3 separate regions of the Homo sapiens genome follow, and all the other regions are linked to region 3. Evidence: read pairs that join two places in POLR2A ChIA-PET (ENCODE). Cell type or tissue: PC-9. All regions are shown on one strand. Links, peaks and the distances in the headings refer to the core of each region. The heading gives the core; the rest is flanking DNA. Region 1 overlaps RRBP1 (ribosome binding protein 1). Region 2 has its middle 35 kb from the start of SNORD17. Region 3 overlaps DSTN (destrin, actin depolymerizing factor).

What was found. ChIA-PET counts read pairs that join two places held together with the same protein. Peaks named below come from ENCODE experiments on the same cell type or tissue, not always from the same donor. Only the 100,000 strongest peaks of a DNase experiment are listed, where the experiment ranks them.
Region 1: POLR2A ChIA-PET joins it to region 3 with 5 read pairs; 4 of 35 experiments call an interaction of 5 or more read pairs at or near these places.
Region 2: POLR2A ChIA-PET joins it to region 3 with 6 read pairs; 3 of 35 experiments call an interaction of 5 or more read pairs at or near these places.

The regions. Positions count from the first base shown.
Region 1 is chr20:17,663,493-17,671,213 of GRCh38, forward strand. The region is part of intron 2 of RRBP1 (ribosome binding protein 1); the gene reads right to left. Among named protein-coding and RNA genes, the nearest start is that of RRBP1, 15 kb to the right of the region's middle. In PC-9, for the core only: no CTCF peak of the experiment used is centred there; no DNase peak of the experiment used is centred there.
Region 2 is chr20:17,923,863-17,931,583 of GRCh38, forward strand. No RefSeq gene overlaps it. Among named protein-coding and RNA genes, the nearest start is that of SNORD17, 35 kb to the right of the region's middle. RefSeq lists an enhancer at 5,395-5,921 and a silencer at 7,660-7,721. In PC-9, for the core only: no CTCF peak of the experiment used is centred there; no DNase peak of the experiment used is centred there.
Region 3 is chr20:17,600,605-17,608,325 of GRCh38, forward strand. DSTN (destrin, actin depolymerizing factor) reads left to right here. Exons shown (of 4, transcript NM_006870.4): 2 at 134-441; 3 at 3,951-4,027; 4 at 6,433-7,721. The coding sequence ends at 6,542. Among named protein-coding and RNA genes, the nearest start is that of DSTN, 34 kb to the left of the region's middle. RefSeq lists an enhancer at 1,894-2,395. In PC-9, for the core only: no CTCF peak of the experiment used is centred there; a DNase peak (open chromatin) is centred at 4,917; H3K27ac peaks cover 2,955 bases.

The DNA.
Region 1 (7,721 bases), core at 1,352-6,351, 62 kb after region 3:
TTCCCAAGTTAGAATTTTTTAAAAGAAATCTTTCACAAGAAAATGAAAAGCCCTAGTCTTAAGTAGTAATACACTGAAACATTTAAGGCTAAGGCAATACCACCACGGACAGCAAAGAAATCGAAATGAAAAACAACCTTTCTGCTGCTTTGCAGAGTCAGCTTCAGTGAGGCGTAAACATCATGCTGGGAGATCCCTGATTCACAGAAATGATGAAGCCAGGGATGCCTCTCAAATTCGGTTCTCACAATCAGCATTCCGGGAGATTTGCTCCTGAAATCCACACCATGATAAGAGGCCCCCAACAGAAACCTCTTCTAGGGCTTCCTCCACTGCACCAGAGTTAGGGCAGATGTGTGCCCACCCATACCTTGTAGGGTCTGACCACAGGGATCTATATTCTGTCAATTCCAGAAACTTCTGTCAAATACGTACTTTTACTCCCTGCAGTGGTCCTCCCTTATCCTCTGGGAAACTTCCCAACACCCCCAGTGGGTCTGAAACTGCAGTAATACTGAATCCTATATACACTATTTTTTTCCTATACCTACATACCTATGATGAAATTTAATTTAGAAATTAGCCACAGTACGAGATTAACAATAATAAAATAGAACAATTATAACCATATGCTAGCATCACCACTCTTGCACTTTGGGGCCATGATTAAGTAAAGTAAGGGTGACTCAAACACACGCACTGTGATACCAGACAGTGGATCTGAAAGCTGAGAGGGCCACCAAGTGACGCACAGGCAGGTAACACAGACGGCGTGAATCCACTGCACACGGGATCGTTCACATCCCAGGCAAGACGCTACTCAGAATGGCATGCAACTTAAAACTCAGGAAGAGTTTCTTTCTGAAATTTTCCATTTAATATTGTCAGACCACAGCTTTCTGCTGGTAACTGAAACCACAAAGAGTGAAACCATAGATAAAGGGGGACTACGATATTGCTAACATACTCAGACTGTAAGACAAAAAGATGAAGGCCCCAAGAGGGAAGGATGTAGGAGGCTGCGCAGAGGCTGGACAGACTGAACTCACTGGCCCACCTCTAAGATCTTGAGAGAATGGCTCTTCTTCTGTTCTTAAGATTCGGGGAACAAAAGTAAGAGGAAGCCCCAAACTCTTTAGACACAGAAGATATCTGCTAATTCACATGGCCCGGCCAAGCCAGTTGGGTCCAATTTGGCAGCTGGGATTTTGGTAGGTTTTGTGAAAAGACCCTCAACAGCTCCCAGGACTCTGTCTCATTACTAAGCAGCAGCTCCACGGGGGACCGTGTGTGGAAGCTTGGAGAAGCTGTGGGGTAGGGGTGGACAAAGAAAACCAACCCCCAGATCCATTTCCTGGGCATAAGGTGACCTGCTAGGAAGGTACAGAACTAAAACAGAATGACAATAAAACAGAGACCCTAGCAGACATGGCTACATCAGAATCAACAGCTCCTAATTTTTAAAATATTATGAAATGACTCATACAAAAGACTAAAAAGAAAAATATGAACATCCATTAGCCTACCACCCAGGTTTACCAAACCCTAACATTTTGCCATATGCACTTTAGATATTTATTTATATATATATGTATGTGCCTGTGTATACATATATATGTGGGGGGGGGACACACACACATGTGTATATGTATATATATGTCATCTCCCTTCTAGAGGGGGACAACACCCTGAATGGGCCACTTACCACTTCCACCTGCTTTTGCTTCTATTACATGTATCTATCTCTACCAACAAAATACAGCCGTTACTTTGTGTGTTGGTAATTGCTGTGTAAGTGACATTGTTCTGGGTGCTATTTGGTAACATTTTTTGACTAAACTTTGTGAGAATATTCATATAGATACACATAGCTTTGGTTTATTCTTTTTGTTTTTTTGAGACAAAGTCTCTCTCTGTTGCCCAGGCTGGAGCTCAGTGGCATGATCCTGGCTCACTGCAACCTCTGCCTCTCAGGTTCAAGCCATTCTTGTGCCTCAGGCTCCCGAGTAGCTGGGATTACAGGCGTGTGTCACCACGCCCAGCTAATTTTTGTAGTTTTTAGTAGAGACGGGGTTTCACCATATTGGCCAGGCTGGGGTTTATTTATTTTCACTCCTATATTACATAGTTGAACCACAAATTATTAGCCATACTCCTATGCTTTTAGGTTTTAAAAATTTATGCTGTCACACAAAATTGTAGTGTGACATGTCTACCATATGAGTGAAAAATCTCCTTTATACCCCTGAAGCCAGCCACCCAGGGTCGCTTCCTGGAGATAACCATTGTGACAGAAGTCATTTTACTGTTTATAAGTTATTTTCTTCAAAAGACTTTGGTAATGCATTTCAAAGTCAGGTTTTCAATTACCAGGAATTTACTTTGGTATGTGACAGGAAACAGTGATAAAACTTTCCCCATCAGTTTAATTACCCAGCACCATTTCCTGACTGGTCTTTTCCTTCCCCCACAGACTCAGATGGCCATTTCTGTGCCATTCAGTGGATCTGTTTCTAGATTCTACACTTTGTTCCACTGTTATATTTATGCCCTGCATCAATGCCACATTTTCAGCTTAAGCATCCCCTACAAAATTTCTACTGGAATTTGCATTTGAATCACACTGAGTTTATACATGAACGTAGGAAGGATTGATATTTCTAACTATAGAAGCTATCTGTCAATGAATATGGTATGCTAGAGCACTACACTGATTTAAATGTTTTCTTCGAAGCCAGGCACAGTGGTTCGTGTCTGTAGTCCAAGCTACTTGGGGGGCTGAGGCAGGAGTTCACTTGAGTCTTGGAGTTGAACACCAGCCTGAGCATCATAGCAAGACCCTGTCTCTTAAAAAAAAAAAAAAAGTTTTCTTCCATACTTCTATAAGATTTTAATGATTTTCTCCATAAAAGTCTTACACGTTGTTTTGTTGATGGTTAGAATACCTTTTGTAAACTACTTCTTCTACTCCTCAGCTACAGACAACCAGCAAAGTAATTCATTTCTGCATATGTATAATTTACCCAGCTATCATCTATGTTCTTGTCAAATCTAGGAGTTTGTAGATTCTTTCTGATTTTTTTTAATAAAAAGTAAGCTGTGGAAAAAAAGACAGTATTGTTTCTTGCTTTCCAAACCATATGATCTCATTTCTTTTTCTTGGCTTAACAGAGCTGGCTGAGAACTCTGATGCAGTGCTGAGCAGAGTCTGTGCAATAAGCTGCCTTGTAGCATTCGCAAGTTACTACTTCTAATGTTTTACTACCAGTGTCGTACCAACTGCAGGTTTCTGGCAGAAATCTTTCCTCAGGTTAAGTAGCATGTCTTATATTCCTAGTTATCTTTTTAATATAATTGAGTATTAGATTTTACCAATTGCAGTTGACATTTTCTCCTTTAATCTGAAGTATGTGGAATTACAGTAATGCACAGTCTAATAATGCCAGTTCACAGAAAGTTTCTATGGTATAAATGTTTCTTGATGGAGATTCTTTTCTAACACATCACTAGATTTGGTTTGTTAACATTTTTATGTGAGATTTCTATGTGTATTTTAAAATGAGAAAAATCAGAGGTGATTCTCAGACTGTTTTCTGATCTTGGTATTAGGGTCTCTTGAGTCTCATAGAATAAGCTAAAAATCATTCCTTTTCCCCTATTCTTTGGCATAGTTTGTGTACAGGTAGGGTTTTCTGTTCTTTGTAGATCTGGAAGAACTTGCCCATAAAACCATCAGGATTAGTGTTCTGAGATCTTTTCTTAAAGGGGGAAGGCTGGCTAGAGTGCTGATTTTTAACAATTTCGATACAATTTAACAACATCAATTTCAATGATGATTCTAGGACCAGCTGCTGGCTTTCTGATCCAATCTATAAAATTAATATTCATTATTCCTTCCTCCATCTTCCACTGGTTTATTCTGTCTTTTCTAACTTTCTGACACGGCCATTTATCAACTTTCAGTCCTTTCTCTTTTCTTGCAGCAAATATTTAAGGCAATAAATTTCCCCCTAAGTACTGCTACGGCTTCATCCTACAAGCTGTGATGCTAACACATCTTCCTAACATCCATACGTGACTGAATTTCATGAATGTCTCCAGCTGCCTCCCCAGTGGTCAAACCACCTACAAGGTCTTAGGTCTGCTGCCCTTCCCCATGACATGAGCCCCCATCACACACACATCTGGACTAGTCAGTGTTGTTTGGTTCCGGATAGCTGACACTTGCTTGTTTACCCAAATGCTGGCCATCTGCTCATCACTGCTACTTGCATCTCATTCCTTTTTTTAGGGTCTTGCCAAAGTACATCCTTGAGTAGTTCTTTCAGCAAGGATCTCTTCTTCATAAACTTTCTCAGTCCTTAAAGCCCTGAGAAAATTTACTTCACCTTCATGGATTAACTGAGGACAGAATTCCATGCTGACAGTTTTCTCTCACCATGTTGAAGATGTTATTTCACTTGTCTTCCGGCATTTTCTTGATGAGATGTTTAGAAACACACTGTCAGTCTATTTGTTATTCCTTTATAATATCTTTTTAATCTCTCATTACTTTTAAGATCCATTTCTGGGGTTCTAAGGATTCAGCAAAATGTTTGTAAGTGTATATTTAACTTATTCAGACTCACTGTGCTGAGTGTGAGGAGTTATGTTATTCTTCAATTCTGGAAAATCCTTGGCCACACAGTTCTTCGAAAATGGCCTGCTCCCTATTCCTTCCTGGTAGAGCTCCTAATTAGACCTCAATCTCTTTGTGCTACCATTTGGATAACTCGTTAGACCTACACTCCAGTCTTCAGCTGAATCTCACCAGCTCTATAATCAGTCCTTCGTTATTCGATTTGTTTTTTAAGTCTGACTGGCTTTTCTATTTTTCATTGTCTTCTTTTCTACCTCTAACAGTGATTTGATATTATATCTTTGTGGGGCTTTATCACTGGTAAACCTTAATGGGCTGAGTTGTGGGCCTGCCTCTAATGAGCTGTTTTATCTTTGCTTCAACTAGGGCCTCAGGGAAGACCAGCCAGGGACTAACTTTTACAAGAGGCATGGTCTCCTCTTACAAATTATCAGGAGACTGTGTCTCCCTTGCCCAGGACAAAACAGATAAATTCTTACCTGTCATCTCCCCTTGCGACTACTGGGCAGGTGTTCTTTCTAGTCTGTCCTCCCATGGAGGGTACAGCCCTTCAAGGGTTCAAGTCTTACAGGTGGATGTGAGAGAAGGCTCAGTTCCCATTCCCAGTCTCAGACAAAATCCCATTCCCCCTGGACATTAAAGCCAAAGACTCAGATGACTTTGACCGATAATACCGCACCCCTACCCCTGTCCCAGGGTCAGCTCACTGCAGGTCCCAGTCACTCGCTGCAACCTTGGCTTATGAACTCTGGTCATCTCTTTCCCTACCTTGTGAATGCACTACTATGCATTTTAAAGACTGCTTACTAACTATGTAACATTTCTAAGTGTTGGAGAAGTGGGTTTCAGATCAGTTGACCTAAAATTTTAAGTGCAATCTCTGATTTTTTTTTTAACCCAAAGAAACTAAGAGAAAATGCAGTAACAAAGAGTCCGAAAAAATTTATTTCATTTCTAAGAGGATACATATAATGGACTCCCTATTTTAAAGAAACAATGTTACTCATTTTAAAGAAGAGTTGAAACACTAAAAATAGAAATGTACTCTATTATAAGCCTTTGCTTATTCATCAGCCATTTCAGATTCAATTTCTATGCCTGAGGGGGGTAAAAAATAAAGAATTGACAATTTCTGGTGTCTTTCCAAATAACAGTCTTTGGAAAGTAGGTACTTAAACAGACCTAAATCTTCTGCGAACTTCCAAGAAGCCTACGGGCTTCACCTTATTGAGGAAGACAGCATGCCTATGCGGTAGGAATCAAGAACTGATGTCTCAAAATGGACATGAACAGTTAAGATGTGCTAGCCCACAAGGGAGTTCTTACTGCCGTAAACATTTGTCTCCCAAAAGCAGGGGTCAGTGTCATCTATACTGTATCAAATCAAACCTCACCACATCAAATATGGTAAGTGATGAATCAATCGTCTACTCAATATCATATCAGCATCGTATGTGCTAATGTATACCATTATAAGGATCAAATCTAAACAGAACAACCCAAGTTTCCAGATGGGAAATAATACACACCATGGAGTCTTACACGTTTTCAGAGTTACTTCTTAGTTTTTCATAGTTTTCACACTCTTACAAATGGTAGCTCTGAAGTTTCGTTTTCTGCTTGTTGCTGGTATACGGAAACGTAACTGATTCCAGCAGGGTGATTTTTCCCCCACAGCAACTTGCCTAATTCTAGTAACACATCTGTCGATTAAAAAGAAAAAAATTCTACATATATAAGCATATGAATCACAGTTTTGTTTCTTTCTTCCCAATTTCCTATCGTCTGCTTAATTCTTCTTGAATTTTTGCACAGGGCAGGACCTTCAACACAGTGCTAAAGAGAAGGAATGACAGCAAGTATTCTGTTTTTCTCATATCAAAGGGAAAGATTTAGGTGTCTCTCTTTAGTGTGAGATTTACTAAAGCCTTTTTGCAGACATCCTTTATCAGGATAAAGAGGTTGCTTTCTTATTCCTAGTTTACATAAATAGATGTTGAATTTTATCAAATACTTTATCTGTATCTATTAAGATAATCATACTATTCTACTCCTATAACCCGTAGGTGTGGAAGGTGAATATAAACTTATTTTTAAACGTTAAACCAAGTTTGAATTCCTAGGATAAAACGATTTAGTCATACATACTGCTGGACTTTGTTTATCTTTTCAGGTATGAGATCTGACTGATGGTTTTCTTTCCTCCTACCATTCTTGTCAAGTTTTGTAACAAGGTTGGCTGGCATCAAAATGAGTAGTGTAGGATTCTTTTTTTTTTTTCATTGTTTCTACTTTTTAGCAATTACCTTTAAAAAAAAAAAAACAGTAACACACAGCACTCACAAAATTCAAAGTTAAACAAATCTTTACCCCCCCAAATTAATTCTATTATCCCTTCCAACTTAGATGTTACTGTTTTCATGTATTTAATCTTATCCTTGTTCCAGCCTCTCCAACATTATTCTTTTACATGTATTTAGAACTGTCCAAATATTTACCACTTTCTTTACTCATCATTGCTTGTTATGTCTTTTTCCACTTGCCATCACCTTCCTTCCAAGAATATCCTTGAGAAGTTCCTTTAGCAAAGATCTGTCAGTAGCTATCTTGGGTTTTTGTCTTAAAACAATCTTTTCACTCTCACTGTTGAATTTTTCCCTTGAGTTGCTGTATCACTAAATGTCTATATGTGGATTTATTTTTATTTACCCGGCTTGGGTTTTGGTTGGGTGTCTTACGCATTCCGCAAAATTCTCAGTCATTAGCTTTTCAAGTACTGGCTCTGTCCTCGCTCCTCTCCTGGAACCCCAATTAGACACACTTCTGCATCTACTCTTCCTGAATCTTAATTGGTCTTACAAATTATTCATCTATGTGGTTCTCTAAATTATATTTCTTCTTCTCTACTTTCCAGGTCATTCACTCTCTTCAGTTTTATGTAATCTGCTAGTAAATCCATCTGTTAGATTTTTATTATAAAGACATGAACTTTTCATGTCTACAAGTTGTTCCTGGTTCCTTTTTCAAATTTGCTAGGTCATTGTATAGTTTCCTCTTCCTCATAGGTATTTTCAATCTTGCC
Region 2 (7,721 bases), core at 922-5,921, 320 kb after region 3:
TGCCTTACATCAACCTTGCTAAGATGTTATTTTTTAATTACACAATAATATTTGAATAATATCACAAAAATTAAACCATTACAAAAGATTCCTCCTATACTTGCCATTTCCAATACCAGAGGCATAAATTTCCAGTCCTTTTTGTATACATTTTCCTAGATGTTTATGTATCCATAAGAAATATATTGTGCTGCTTTAGTGTGGATTTTTTTTTCCTTTAACACATGAGAAAACGGTATGTCATATTGCAGTTTGCTTTTTTTTTCTTTTTCACTCAATAATGTATGTCAGCCACCTTCCCATGTCAGGACTGGCAAATCTCCCATCTTTACATTTTACTATTACATGGAGTTTATAGTAAGGATGACACATTTTATAGCCATTCTGCTTGGGATAGATGTTTCCGTTTTTCCAGGATTTTTGCAAGTGATGGGGCTGCACAGCAGTCTGTGGTCCAAAGCCCCGTGCCGGCCCATAGGTGCAGTTTATTAGCCGTCTACCACAAGATAAGAACAGAAATTTGGGATAGGTGTTGAGAAACTTTTATAGCAATTTGGCGGGGTAATGTCATATCGAATCTTCCAATAAAAATTGGAGGCTTATATTTTCTAAGTCTTTATTTTTTAAATTTTCACTTCTCTAGTAATTCATTTTTACTACAAAAGTAAAAATGTACGTGTTTATGACAGATCAGAAATAAAAACTAGACCACAGTCTGAGCACAGTGGCTCAAGCCTATAATCCCAGCACTTTGGGAGGCCGAGGCGGGTGATCACTTGAGGTTAGGAGTTCAAGACCAGCGTGGCCAACATGGTGAAACCCCGTCTCTACAAAAAATACAAAAATTAGCCAGGCATGGTGGCATACACCTGTAGTCCCAGCTACTTGGGAGGCTGAGGCACGAGAATTGCCTGAACCTGGGAGGCAGAGGTTGCAGTGAGCCGAGGCCGCACCACTGCACTCTAATCTGGGTGACAGAGCAAGACTCCATCTCAAGAAAAACATAACAAACCAAAACAAAACAATAGACCTTGCCCCCAGATTCCCAGATTTTTGAGAAGAGCTGCTTTTGTGGACAGCTTAATGCATGCCTACCCTCTCATTCTCATGTCAGCATCTCTCTGCCATAAATCTAAAGAATGACTCTCTGGGGCACAGGATTTAGACATCATTTATTGTAATCGAGAGTGGCAATTTGCCCCTCAAAAGGCTAGATCCCCACCACCATTGGTATCTTGTTGTAACTCACATGTTCCTGAATACCAACGAGACGGAGCTTCTTTTTGTATGTGTATTATCCATATATATGTCCTTTGAAGCCAGCCTCAAGTCCAGGAAGTCAGCCAAGTCCTGGGTTGTGATAATCCTCCTGCAGCCTCATCTGGTTTGAACTTCCCAGAAGTCCTAGGAGGTGAACCAGGCAGGGATAATTTCCTCTTTAAACATTCCAGTTCCTCCTGTGGGACATTGAGGCTGAGGCTGCACCCAGGCCACATGCATATGTATTTATTGGCAGGGCTGGGCCTGAGACTAGGTCTCCTAGCCTAGAATTCCCTCCAAAGATTCACGAGAGTCCAAAGACTAACACCCATGGCCCGGGTCCAAAAGTTCACTAAGAGGACAGGCTGAGGCTACATGATGGGGGAAGGGGGGAGTCAGAATTAGGGCCAAGAACTAGATCTGGGAGGTCAGGGAGGGAAAGGAGAAACAGTGAGAAACTGTGACGCAGCACAACATATATCTCAGCACTGGGAATGTCTATCTTCTGGCGCTGTCGGAGGAGATAAGTAGATTATCTGTCAGCCCAACAGTCTAAGCAAAGAAGAAGCCAGGAGTTCCTTCCGTCAATTCACCTAATCTTTTAACACTGCTTATCGGTGGGGTCGATGTAACTCAAACCTCCTAAAACAACACGGGGTTTATCCTGTCCGACTCAAGCAATGAACTTGCAACTACCAAGACATCAGGCCAAACCATCACTCATTTTGCTCAGGTGTGCCTTTGTGCAAATACTCACCCTGCCAAGTCTGGGAGGCCATTTCCAGAAACCATGGGTGGTGGGTTGTAATGGCCGGTCTGCCTCGTGGCAGGCAAGCAGGTAGCAGTGAAGGAACATGCCATGAGAAGTGGGTGCAAAGAGAGAAGATCTCAGAGTTGGGTGGAGACTTAGAACCATCTAACCCAATCCTTACCCACATTCATAGGTTCAAGTACCAGGTCTCTGCACCATTTCTAGACATTACTTAGCTTCCCTGAACCTCAGTTTATTCATCTGTAAAATGGGCTCTGCCTGCAGTGGGTGACATTGGGGCTGCACCTGTATCCTGCAGACCCTGATCATCCCTGTGTACAACTTTGCCTGTGTGCTTAGAAGTGTTAGAGAATTCACACTCCCAGGAGCAACCCCCCCAAATAGCCTAACACCCCAACTCCTGAGGGGCAGGATCATTCTTAGGTATGAGTTCTACACTGTCTCCCAGGGACCCCCCATGAGACTGAGCTCCAGCTACCCACAGCAATGAGGTGCTTGACAATACACCCCAAATCAGTCGCCCTCCTCTCCCTCTTTCACTTCCCTACAGCCCCTTGAGATCACTGTCCATATAAAACACTTGCACAAGAATCCATGCAACAGAGTCAGCTTCTGGGGGAACCCAAATTAAGAAACTTTCCAACTTTCTCACAGTGTTGTTGGTAAGATCAGGTACAGCTCTCAGACAAAGGTCGAGGTTATCAGCATGAAACCGTGGCACTATTCTGTGTGCCAGGCAAAGGGAGCCACAGGTTAGTCTGAGTTGGGTATTCTGGGGCTTTTGAACTCTAGGTGGTCACATGGAGACTTTAAGGTAGAATGAACATAAGCCGTAAAAGACAGCAGAGTTGGAGCCTACTGGGCTCCGCCTGGTTTTAACTGCTCCCAACACAACAATCACAACTGCCAATCTCCAAGTTCCAAAGAACTGGCTCTGCCAACGACTCAGAAATAAGTTTTGAGCATAATCTAGCCCGTAGTTGATATCAAGCAGAAGATGTGATCTGTGGTTCTCATAGCTCACAATCTATGCAGAACCCAAAGAGAATATGTAACAATTAACTGAGCAAAACCAGCAGCAAATCCTGGAACATCGTGTGGAACTAGAAGAAGATGGTGGTTTGTTGAAAGAACACAGGAGCCCTGAAGGAGCTCCAAATGGTCAAGGTTGGAAGAATTTAAACAATAAGAAAAATAATGATAGTTTAGGACAATAACCCATAGAGTTAAATAAATGTCCACAAGTCCACACTGATATAAGTATTTGATTAAATAAGTCAATAGGGAAGTGACAGCTCTTCCTTGCAATGAAAATCCAGTCAATCCATGCGGAAGGAAGGAGCAAAGGAGAAATCAGCATTAGGTCAACACCACAGTGGTGATTGTTGCAGACAAGAGCTGCTAATAGACAACAGAATAGGTGGAAGGTTTGAGGAAAAAAGGGGTTTGCAAAGCCTTAAGTATCTCTTCCAGGAGGTTTGTTGACAAGGGTGGGGTTTGGGGACAGAAAAAACATTACCAAGGAAAAGCCCATCAGAGACCACTTGACCAGGTGATCAGGGCCATCATCACAGACGTAAGCCATCAACGCCATGCCCCCGTGACACGTGCAGTGAGCAGGATGCAGCCCCAGGCCTCTGGCGCCCTTGCCTGGGATGCACAACCTGAGCCCAAGTTCAGACAGGCCTGAACTAAGAGACTTCTGCAAAGTAACTGATCAATACTCTTCATGGGTATCTAGGTCCTGAAAGACAAGGAATGACCAAGGAACTATTATAGAGTCTAGAAGACTAGAGAGAAAAAAACAACTATATGCAAATGCGGGATCCTGGATGGGATTCTGGAGCAAGAAAAAGACGTTAATGGGAAAACCAGTGAAGTTCACACGGGATCTTTGGTTTGATTAAGGCTGCTGTACTGAGGTTAATTTCCTGGTTCTGATTACTGTGCTATGGCTTTGCAAATTGTGCTATGGTTTTGCAAGATTGGGGTCAACTGCTGGAGGGACATAGAGAAGTTGCCTGTACCAGGCTTGCAAATTTTCTGCTACTTTTACTACTAGTTTTCTAAAAGTGGGTCAAAATATAAAGGTTTTTTAAAAAAGCATCAAATGTCCAGTTTTTCAGCAGTATCTTTATTAGAAAAGGAACAATCCCCACATTGTGTTGATGTGAGCAGTACTCAAAACTGAGGCAACAGATCTCAAAATATTTTGGCATGTGGGAGTGGGGAGGTAAAGGCTGAAGCCTCCTCTGTCCGAAGCATGCCCCCGAGGCTGGGAGGAGGCAAAAATGACAAATCACATCTGAATCTGTTTGGCAGAAAAAATGTCCAGTGACCTGTCCGAGGGCCAGTCACACATTTATCAGGAGTATTAGCAGCTCCGCATTCCCAGTGCAGGTCTCCCAGGTCCACGCCCTAGCCTCAGCCCAGGACAGGCTCTGATTTCTCCGAAAATGATGTGCAAATCTGTTTCAAACCACATGACCTTTTGCCACAACCTCTTTGTGGCTTGTTCTATTGGATCAGAAGCCAGGAGTATTTTCGGAACATTGCTAATGCTCTGAGCATCTCAGTTCTAGGCCTGTAGGCCACATATGATGTGCGTTGGGCCAGAGGCCCAGGTCAAGGTGTCTCGAGGGAAATTGGAGTCAATGGTGAAGTGAGAAAGCTCTTGTGAGGCCTTTGGCCCCAGTGGGAGGGCCAGGGACAGAGGTGGGCCTGCCTGGTGAGCCCACCTGCAGGCAAGAGGCACCCTGGGGAGGTGCCAGGAAGCAGGGCGCAAGGCAAGGAGGCAGGAACAGCCACGTCTGCTCCTGCCCTTTAAACAAATACCAGGCTGTTCGAGTCCAGAGAAGAAATAAATATTGACAAAGGTGCGGAGCGGCAGGAAGGCCAGGTGGCCGAGGCCCCAGAAGGAACATGGCCTAGATAGGGTCTCCTGGGATGACTGCGAGGAAGCCTCAGCCCCGAGCCACCCTCCCCAGGGGCCCTTGGCGAGGCTGCCTCTACGGAGGTCCTTCCCCCGTCTCGGCAGGTGCTTCGGCACCTTGAGGGCTTGGACTCAGGCTGTCAGGATGAGGAGCCTATCCACGGGATCAGTTGCTGGTGTTTGCCAAAGGTGTGTCCCAGAGGGGCCACCCGTAGCCTCTGACGGTGCCACGGCTGGAAGGCCCTGGCCAAACACCTGTCCCACTTCAACAGCGCGTTCAGTGGATCCCCCAAACCAAAGGGCCTGCTGGCGTTCTTCAGTGAGCTTCTCAAAGTGTGGGTGCAGGGCTCTCAATAGAGGCCCCTGGGCGCTGGGTAAGAGGCACATTCCTGAGCCCACACCTACCCCTCCAGGACACTGCAGGTCGAAGCTCAGGAATGTGCATTTTCACCACCTTCCCTAGTGATTTTAGGCAGAGGGCTCATTAGAGCCAAGTAACAGAAGAGGAAGCGAAGTCTCAGAGAGGGAGCAGCACTCTTTGGCAGCACAGGGAGTGAGGGGCAGCGAGGGAGGAGGGTCCAGGGCAGAGTGAAGTGGCCACACCTGCTCTGTCCCTTGGCTGGAAACAGCCTAATGGTCCAGACGACCCCCTGGGCTATGGGAGCTCAAATCACTTCCCGCCAGAAGGCTTCTCTGACCCCTCACCTCCAGCCCAGGGAGATGCCCCTGCCTGTCCCCTGGGCTCCGCGGCCCCTGGGCTTCCTGCTCCCCTGGCACTGGGCACACTGGAATGCAAATAACCACCGACCCTTGAATGTCCCCACCAGCATGGTGCCTGGCGTGTAGTGGATACGGCCGGGATGCAGGTGCTTGAGCCATGCCATCAGGAATCTCTCCCATCATCTCAGTCCTGCCTTCCCTTCTATGGCCCCCTGCAGTCCCCACTAACCCCAGCTTGCCCTGCAGCTCCAACAGAATGGGAGTGCATCCCCAACTATCAGCCCGGCCACAGTCCCGGGGCTCCCTGTCCTTGGACTGCCAGGGGTCAGGTGCCAGTGTGTGAGCCAGTATCTGTGGCTGGATGCAAGGAGATGAGGCTCCCCTAGGCTAGACCCCAGTGCTCTGGCCACAGCTGCATGCGGGGTGGGGGCAGCCTACCAGAAAGGGCAAGACTGGAAGTGGGGAGGTGCCCCACAGGAAAACCGGGATTCTACCAAGGGCAGGAGGCTGGGCAGGCGGAAACCAGCACCATCCACTCCAGCCCACCTGCCCTCCTGACCTCCCACAATGGCTGCTCTGATGACCAGAAGGTTCCTCAGAAGCCAGTTAAATCTGTTTCTCCTACCCCACACACCTGGCTCTGCCTCTTCCTTTGTTCCCTTGGTGGTCCTGAAAGGCTGGCTGGCTGCTGTCACGTTCCCCACCAACCACCCCAAACCCCACTCCCCTGCCCTCGGGGTATCCCTGGTCCCCCCCACCTTCTCATATGTGCAGTCTTCATGTCGTGGATTCCAGACCCCGGCCCTGCTGGCTGCCTGCCCAGCCAAGAACACCTGCCGTGGACACCTCCCCACGCCTGGGCCACCACCTGCCCAGTCCTCATCACCCGCCATCCAAAAAGTCACTCTGGTGTTGAAGACTCATCTAAACCTGGACCCCAAAATGCTACTGGCATTTAGTCACTATTCCACAGGCCCGTTCTGATTATTTGTTATTTTATTTTATTTGAGGCAGGGTCTTGCTCTGTCACCCAGGCTGGAGTGCAATGGTGCAATCACTAGCTCACTGCAGCCTTGATTTTCTGGGCTCAGATGATCCTCCCACCTCAGCCTCCCAAGTAGCTGGGACCACAGGCACACACCACCATGCCCAGCTAATTTTTTTATTTTTTGGTAGAGACAGGGTCTCCCTATGTTGCCCAGGCTGCGTGATTTTAAAAACATAAATATCTCCAAATTATCTGACCCTCCTAGAGATGAAATCTCCCTGTGGCCGCTGTTCTTTTTTTTTTTTTTTTTTTTGAGATGGAGTCTCTCCATGCTGCCCAGGCTGAGCTTGAACTCCTGGCCTCAAGCTATCCTCCTGCCTCAGCCTCCCAAAATGCTGTGACTACAGGTGTGAGACATGGCACCAAGCCTGTGGCCACTTTTTCTTTATTTTCACATGAGATAAAGACACCACCTGAGAAAGTATTTGAGTGTGTGTGTGTGTGTGTGTGTGTGTGTGTAGCTGGGGTATGGAGTCACATGTGCGTGTGGGAAACAAGCCTGAAGGGTTGCTTTGGCACATCACCTCTGGGTCTTGCCATTGCAGTGATTTATTTGCTTTTCTGTATTTTCTACCTTAACATGTAATTTTGGGGAAATTAAAAAATCAATTTAAGAAACTTAATGGATAAACAAAAGACAGTCAATACTGGAAAAGGCACAAATCATGAAGGTAAACCCATAGGCATGGATGTGAATCTCAGCAGTGTGTGGTCTTGGGCAAGTGGCTTGTGCCTTTGCCTCTCTGAGGCCTGGTTTCTCACCCCCCCAAAATGGGGGATTATATAGTAAATGGCAAAAGTGGCTGTAATCTTTGCCACTTCTCCCATCAAAAGATAGAGTTTGTTTTCCCTCCCCCTGAATCTAGGCTGCCCTTGTAAGTTGTTTTGGTTAGTGAAATGCAGGAGAAGGGATGGTGTGCTTGTTCCAAGTGGACCTCAAGGGCCTTGCAGCTTCTACTCACTCTCTTGGAACCCCGCCCAGCTGCCAT
Region 3 (7,721 bases), core at 1,830-6,829:
ATTTCTAGTTTTTTAATTAGATGATATACCTTTAAAATGTTAAATATATGCCAATCTATAAGCAGAATTTATTATTTTATGTTTGGCACAATAAAAATTGTAAGTCTTTTTCTCATGTATTTTCTCATCATAGGCCTCAGGAGTGCAAGTAGCTGATGAAGTATGTCGCATTTTTTATGACATGAAAGTTCGTAAATGCTCCACACCAGAAGAAATCAAGAAAAGAAAGAAGGCTGTCATTTTTTGTCTCAGTGCAGACAAAAAGTGCATCATTGTAGAAGAAGGCAAAGAGATCTTGGTTGGAGATGTTGGTGTAACCATAACTGATCCTTTCAAGCATTTTGTGGGAATGCTTCCTGAAAAAGATTGTCGCTATGCTTTGTATGATGCAAGCTTTGAAACAAAAGAATCCAGAAAAGAAGAGTTGATGTTTTTTTTGTGGTAAGCATGTTAGAAATATTGAGCCTCTGTAAAACTCATTTTGTTAGCACTCGGGAAGACCAGTTCCAGCACCAAAGTAATTTTTATTCAAACTATTTGCAGTTGTTGTCATTTAATTTTTATTTACAGGTTTCATAATGTTACCAGGGCTGATGTTTATGGGACCCAAACTAAATTTTGACTATTTTCTATCTACTTGTTATGTGACTCTCCGTTTTTGTTTTTTTTTTCAATGGGGAAAGGACAGGAGGCATCCTCTGAATGTACTGCTTTTATAGGCTAAAATTTCCTACTACTTTTAACTTTCTTACTTATAAGCCAAAACCCTACTTTTCCAACGAGCCATGCCAGGAACCAGCCTTCTATCTACTCTTTTAAATTACACCCCTTCCTTGTGCCTCTGTGGTCTACTACTTTTGAAGAAATTGGTACCATTCCCTCCCTGCTATAATTTGCTCTACAGTTGCACTGTTTAGTAGTGTAGTCACTAGCCACATGTGGCTATTTAAATTATTTAAAATTAAAAATTCAGTTTGTTAGCTGAATGAATTACCACATTTCAAATGCTCAGTAGCCACATCTGACTAGTGGCCACCTTATTGAGTAGCACAGATACAGAACATTTCCATCATTGCAGAAAACTCTGTTGGGCAGTGTTACTCTTAGATAGTGAAACAGGGCTATAAAGTTATTTTTATGGCCTTTTTCTTGAAATGTTGTTTAGTTATTCTGGTCTTTTCAGGCAAGTCGGTATTTGAGATGAAGCTTTAGAAAAAAGTTACACCTGGATCCCTCATTTATTGAATATTATACTGCATTCCTTGATATGGCCAGGAGTAGAATTCTTTAGTTTCTAAGGGGAGGGAGAAATGGTAACACTACCTGATTTTTTTCTTTTTTTTTTTTTTAGAGGGGCAAGGATTCTCTTGATACTTTGGCCTGAGTCAGGGCAAGGCAGGGAGGGACTTAGCTTTTAGCTATGTGCCATCAATAGCTTGGAGTGTAAAAGGGATATGGGAGTAGGAGATGCAGAGGATTGTGGTTTAAAAAGGAAGATAACTCGAGGTCACACCTCACTTGTATTTCAGTAAGCTTTTACTGCACTTGATTAAACCAAGTTGCTGTGAGGAATGCAAATATGAGGTCAGGGTGCACGTATTCAGGCAGCTTAGAGTCCATTGAAGCTGGTACATAAGACTGAAAATTAACAAGGATTTGAATGAAGGTGCATTTACTGAACTTTATTTCTACTACACGCCAGCTATTGTGCGAGGGCCTGGGAAAACAGCTGTGAATAAAACAGGTTAAGTCCTTCCTCTTCTGGCATTCACAGCTGAGTGGCAGACAGGCCAGCTAATGGTTTAGGCTTTTAAATTGGTCGGTATTTCCTTAATTTGCAGGTATTTTTTCTGCTTTTTATGTATTTTGTAATTATGAAAAGTATGCATTCTTATTTTTTTAAATGTGGAAAATAATAGAAGAAAAGGAAATTTAGTGTTAGTGCAGTGGTTTATTTTGCACTGTTACACTGTTACTTAAGAAAAGGTAGAACCTTATTAAAGGCATTTTCTATAACAAGCTCCGCCCATGGCCCAGGGAGCAGCTCTTAAAGTAGTTTAACAATTTGGTTAGAATAAAAGCAGAACAGCTGATGCTTTTTTATGTTTCTGACCTATTTTCATAACAAAAGTACCCACTCTGCTGGGCGCAGTGACTCATGCCTGTAATCTCAGCACTTTGGGAGGTGGAGGTGGGCAGATCACGAGGTCAAGAGATCGAGACCATCCTGGCCAACCAACATGGTGCAACCCCATCTCTACTAAAATTAACTGGGCATAGTGGCACACGCCTGCAGTTCCAGCTACTCGGGAGGCTGAGGCAGGAGAATCGCTTGAATCTGGGAGGCAGAGGTTGCAGTGAGCTGAGATCACGCCACTGCACTCCAGCCTGGGTGACAGAGCGAGACTCCGCCTCAAAAAAATAAAAAATAAAAAGTACCCACCCTGTAGCTCAAACATCTGCCAGTCCTGAGGTTGTGATGGCTCTGCCTCCTTCCCTGGACCTTAGGATTGGGAGGAATAAGCCTCTGAGAGACAGACTGCCCTTTTTCCCAAGAATGGAATCTCTGCTCACTAGGGTAAGGGGTACACTAGGTGAGGTCCACATGCCAGTGCTCATGGCTGTTGAATGTCCTGGAAATATGGCAGCTAAATGGAATTATTAAATGCTCAGAAGTATTTAGCTATACCGTAATATCTTAATGACCTCCAGTAGGCTCTTGGAAACTACAGCTTTAAGCAAAACAACATACACCAGGTCCTCAAATAACGTCATTTCTTTCAATGTAGTTTTGTTATAACATTGAGAAAAAAAAATACTGGTTTTGGTATATGTCATTTTGTTTTAAGTCACAGGCTCCAAGAACTGATTGACAATGTTAAGTGTGGACTTACTGTACTGCATCTTCTCTGTGATATTTTAGCAGTGTGGCATGGAGGTGGGCCTATGGGTTGGCGTACAGAGGAAAGAAGGACCTCCGTGCAAGCAGTCTGAGTGGGAGGGTTTCTGTCCGTTACTAATCATCCTTATTCTTCAGTGTTGCTGCTGAAGGTGCTGTGACACATATGCTGTGCTTCTAACACGCTTCCCTTCAAGAGGGAGAACGTGCTCCAATGTTATAAATATAAAAAGATAGTAATAATATTGACAGTTAAGACATAATTATTGGTGAGTTGCCATTTAGAAATCTTTAGAATCATGAGATTATACAAGTGGATTTAATATTTTTTTCCAGAGAATTATTGAAACGTGGATGCCCAGATCTGTAATTAAACATGTATTGTTATGTTAGACTAAGAAAACAAGTACCTGTGGGATCAAAACCTGCTATTGGAATAGATGAAGGGACTGGGGAAGTCTAAGAAAAGGACTTTTATTTGTAATTTATTCTTTTTTGTCCTTTTTTTTAAGTTTTTGATTTATTCTTTTTTAGAAAACAATCTGAAGCAAAGGTGCCAAAATATTAGCATTTAATTCTGGGTCACACGTACTTACGGATTATTCTCTGTACTTTTATGTATTTTAAAACTTTTTTCCAACTAGAAAAACTGTCAAAAACCTTGTGTAAATATTAGCCTGAATCCAATCCCTTATTAATAATAATGAAAAATATTCTGAAGAAAAAGAATTGGGTTATACAGTGAAGTACTCAGTGTTGGTTCTTTCATTATGGCGACTGTAATCTGATTTTTAATTGGTGATTGTCTTTTGCCACCAGTGGTTCTCTTCTTTTTTCCCACCCTGGTCAACCTGAGTGATTCTGCATATGCCTATCTGTAGCATTTCCTCTCTGAGCTGCTGGGGAGGTAGAAAAAATGTGCAGTTAAGAAAAAATATCTCAGGAGAGTCTGAGGATTCTCAGCAAATGTTTACACAAGCAAATGTTTAACAAGTTGCAAGTTATACTTTCTCTAAACCACTTTTTTCATTTTTGGCATCTTTCTATCTAGGGCACCAGAACTAGCACCTCTGAAAAGTAAAATGATCTATGCAAGCTCCAAGGATGCAATTAAAAAGAAATTTCAAGGTATGTTCTAGATGACCTCTGAATATGTAGAGGTATGGTGAACACTCAGAATGGGGCAGCACCTTTTCTGAGAAGCACCTTATTTTTTTGCAGAGCTTCGGGCACAAGGGAGAAGTGTTACTTGTTTTGAGAAAAGCAGAAGACTGAATTTGACTTTCCATGTATCTTCTGCTTTGTGCTGGTTGCTCTGGGTCTGCCCAGCCTGTGTTTAATAACTATACCCTTGACATTGTCTATATATATCGTTTATTCAGGCTGGTTTTAAACTAGTTTGAGGTGCTACCAGTTTTCTCATGTAGGAGGTGGAGACTGATTGTTTAACATTGGACATAATAGTAAATTTGCTCTTGCCTTTGAATGTAGTTGTTATAATAAAGTTGCAAAAAGGAAATGTACCTAAATGAGAAAGGATGCTCTTTTCTCCAGCTTTACTGTTGAATGGCATGATTTTAGGTAATTAATTCATCTGTGTCCCAAGGAAAGTGCACCCACTCCTGAGCTGGTCAGTTGTATTTGACTTGCCACTGGGTGATTGGGATCCTGATGAGATGGCCTGGCCAGACTTCAGCCAGGAGAAAATGTTGGTATGATGGAAAGAACGTGCATGGGGCAAGTGCCCAAAGGCCTGCACTGAGGGCGAAGCCTGTCTAACTGCTGTGTGGCCTTGGCCAGAACTGCTTAACCTCCATGGGCCTTGATTCTCTCAGCTGTAGAAGGGGAGACTTGGTCTCATGTGTGAGTTTTAGTTTAAGAGTTTGCCCTGCCACCTTCCTGCCATGGCTGTTTCCAAACAGCTGAGTGAGCCAAGGTCACAAGGGCTTGGCCTGATGTTGATTTTGTTTTGTTTGTTTTACTGTCACTGGTTTTTATATTTTCATGGTAGAACAGGTTTGCCCTAGCCTGTTTTACTTAGTTCGGAAAAAAAAATTCTTGCTTCCTTTCCCGAGCCTTGCTGCTGCATAGTTTATTGCTGGGTCAGGTTCTTCGTGCATTTGGTTTGATGTTTGGCAACCCCCAGAAGTGTGTCACTGGGTTGCTAACTGACACTTTTAAATCCTTTAGCTTCAACACTTTCCCAGCCCAACCAAAAGGTTCACAGTGGATTCCTTATTATCTTTATTCTGCATTGCCTTTCAGTAAAGGGAATTGCTTTGCACACTTGATTTGGTGATACTAAAAGATAGTGGCCGGCTGGGTGTGGTGGCTCATGCCTGTAATCCCAGCACTTTGGGAGGCTAAGACAGGTGGATCACCTGAGGTCAGGAGTTCGAGACCAGCCTGACCAACATGGTGAAACCCTGTCTCTACTAAAAATACAAAAAAAAAATTAGCCGGGCGTGGTGGCACATGCCTGTAATCCCAGCTACTTGGGAGGCTGAAGCAGGAAGAATGCTTGAACCCAAGAGGCAGAGGTTGCAGTGAGCTGAGATCGCACCATTGCACTCCAGCCAGGGCAATAAGAGCAAAACTCTGTCTCAAAAAAAAAAAAAAGATAGTGACCATGCTGCCTTTTTTCTAATGAAAGCATCCACTGTCTTTCTCAGATCAGTCCTGAGTAGTTCAAAAGCTGACCTGCTGTGCTTTCAGCAGCTTGAGAAATAATGGTCTTTAAATGATGGGAATAACCATGCAGCTATTTAAAAGACAGTGGCCATTTACAGAGAAGCTACTGTATGTAATCCATAATTGAGCTCGTTTTTGCATTGTGGTAGTGTAATTGTTCTAAGAAAGCAATCAGTAACATATTTCACATAGTTTTCATTGTGATCGATTTCATAAATGTGTAGTGTAATACCATTGAAGAGCCAGCTGTTTACTTTTCAATACAGTTGACAAAATCAACTGTGCAATCAAAAATCATTTGTATTTTTATGTTTTAAAAACCAAGAAAATTTTCTTACTAGACCTGCCTTTTAGCTTTTTAGCAAAGTACAACATATCTTTAGAAAAGTGTATGTCACAAATTATTGTAGAATGTGTTGAATTTTTCAGAGTGAACATAATGGTTATTTCTTAATCTAATGACCAGCACCCCAGAAGCCTCCCTGGTGCTGTTCCCTTCAATTCATAGCACTTCTGCCTGCCCCTTCCTCCTCAAAGTAGCCAGCACCCTGGCTTCTAACAGCGTAAGTTAGCGTGGGCTGATTTTGTATGCTATACCTATATATATAATAGAATATATGCATTTTAAATCTGGATTCTTTCAGTGAATGCTGTTTGTGAGGCCCATCTATCTTGATGCATGTAGTTACAATTATTTTTTCTCGTTACTGTGTAGTATTCCGTGTTTGTATATACCCCAGTTTATCCAGATTAGAACTGGTCTTTTAAAAGTTTGGTTATCTTAGAGAAAGAGGTAAACTGCTGCCATAATTGTAAATAGAAGTGTTGTTTTTTCTCTCTAGGCATAAAACATGAATGTCAAGCAAATGGACCAGAAGATCTCAATCGGGCTTGTATTGCTGAAAAGTTAGGTGGATCCTTAATTGTAGCCTTTGAAGGATGCCCTGTGTAGATTATTCAGTGCCACAAATTGAAAGCTTCCATGTTTAATGTTATCCTCTTGCTATATAAATAAAGCAAATATATTTAGGCCAGGGTCTCACTGAGGGGGAGCTGTCTTGTCATCTTTTAGAGTAAACTATTCTATAAACATATGCAAACAGCCCTAAATAAATCTAAAGTCTAAAGTTTTATTGATGTGAAATTAAATTCTTATTGGCCAAATGCCTGTTTTGATGAGTTGATTTATAAAGATTTTTGTTAAGCTCAGGATTTTAAATTACACAGTTCACAAACAGTAAAGGCCATGTGAAGAGAATTATTACATCTTTATTAACCTCAGCATTTACTTTGTTTCTTTTGCTTAGGAAATTGCTCATAATCTGGTTATAATTTTGGTCCAAATTCTTTATTCTTCCTTGAGCTAAGCAGAATAATGGAATATAATATGTCTTCATAATATAACAACACTAATACACTAATAGTAAGATTAAGTTAGGCAGTCTTCTACCAAATGTGTAATGGAGATTGCCTCAAAATTGTGTCCACATAATCCACGCTCATCTTGCAAAGCGCTATTTCAGGCACATCATTGGAATACAGGAAGTAGCCCTGCACCTGCCAGTGAGCTCGCCATTCACTGATTGGAAGAGTGACCTGGCATCTTGGAAATCATTGTGTGTCTTCAGGAGAATGTGCAGTGTCTTGTAACAACTAATTATAATGCAAATTAGGGCTACATTGTAATCTGCTTTGTTAATGAAAATGATAAAACAGAATATTGACAAGCTAGGACACCTGTGGTATCTTTAATTGTATCTCCTTCAGAAGTTTGCTTCTTATGGTATAATAAAGTATGGAAGAATATTGAGTATATGTTTACTCTGGGCCTGGGAGAACTTAACTTTCTAGAGCAGTTTGTTGACTTGTGTGCAATGGGGAGAGGTACCATGATGACACTCACAGGGAGCCACTGTTCACTGACACTTGGAAGCGGTCATTGTTAATATCACGGGCGTAACACTTTGAACGATATAGAGATGCACAAACAGTTGAACTTAGAAGTAGCAGTATTGGCTTTATGTAATAAAGGAAGCATTTTTGACTTACCTCTCGTGTAATTTTCATGTGTGAATTGGGAATACAGGATTTTGCCTTCCATATGGGGTAAGGCATTGAGGTTTGGGTATTT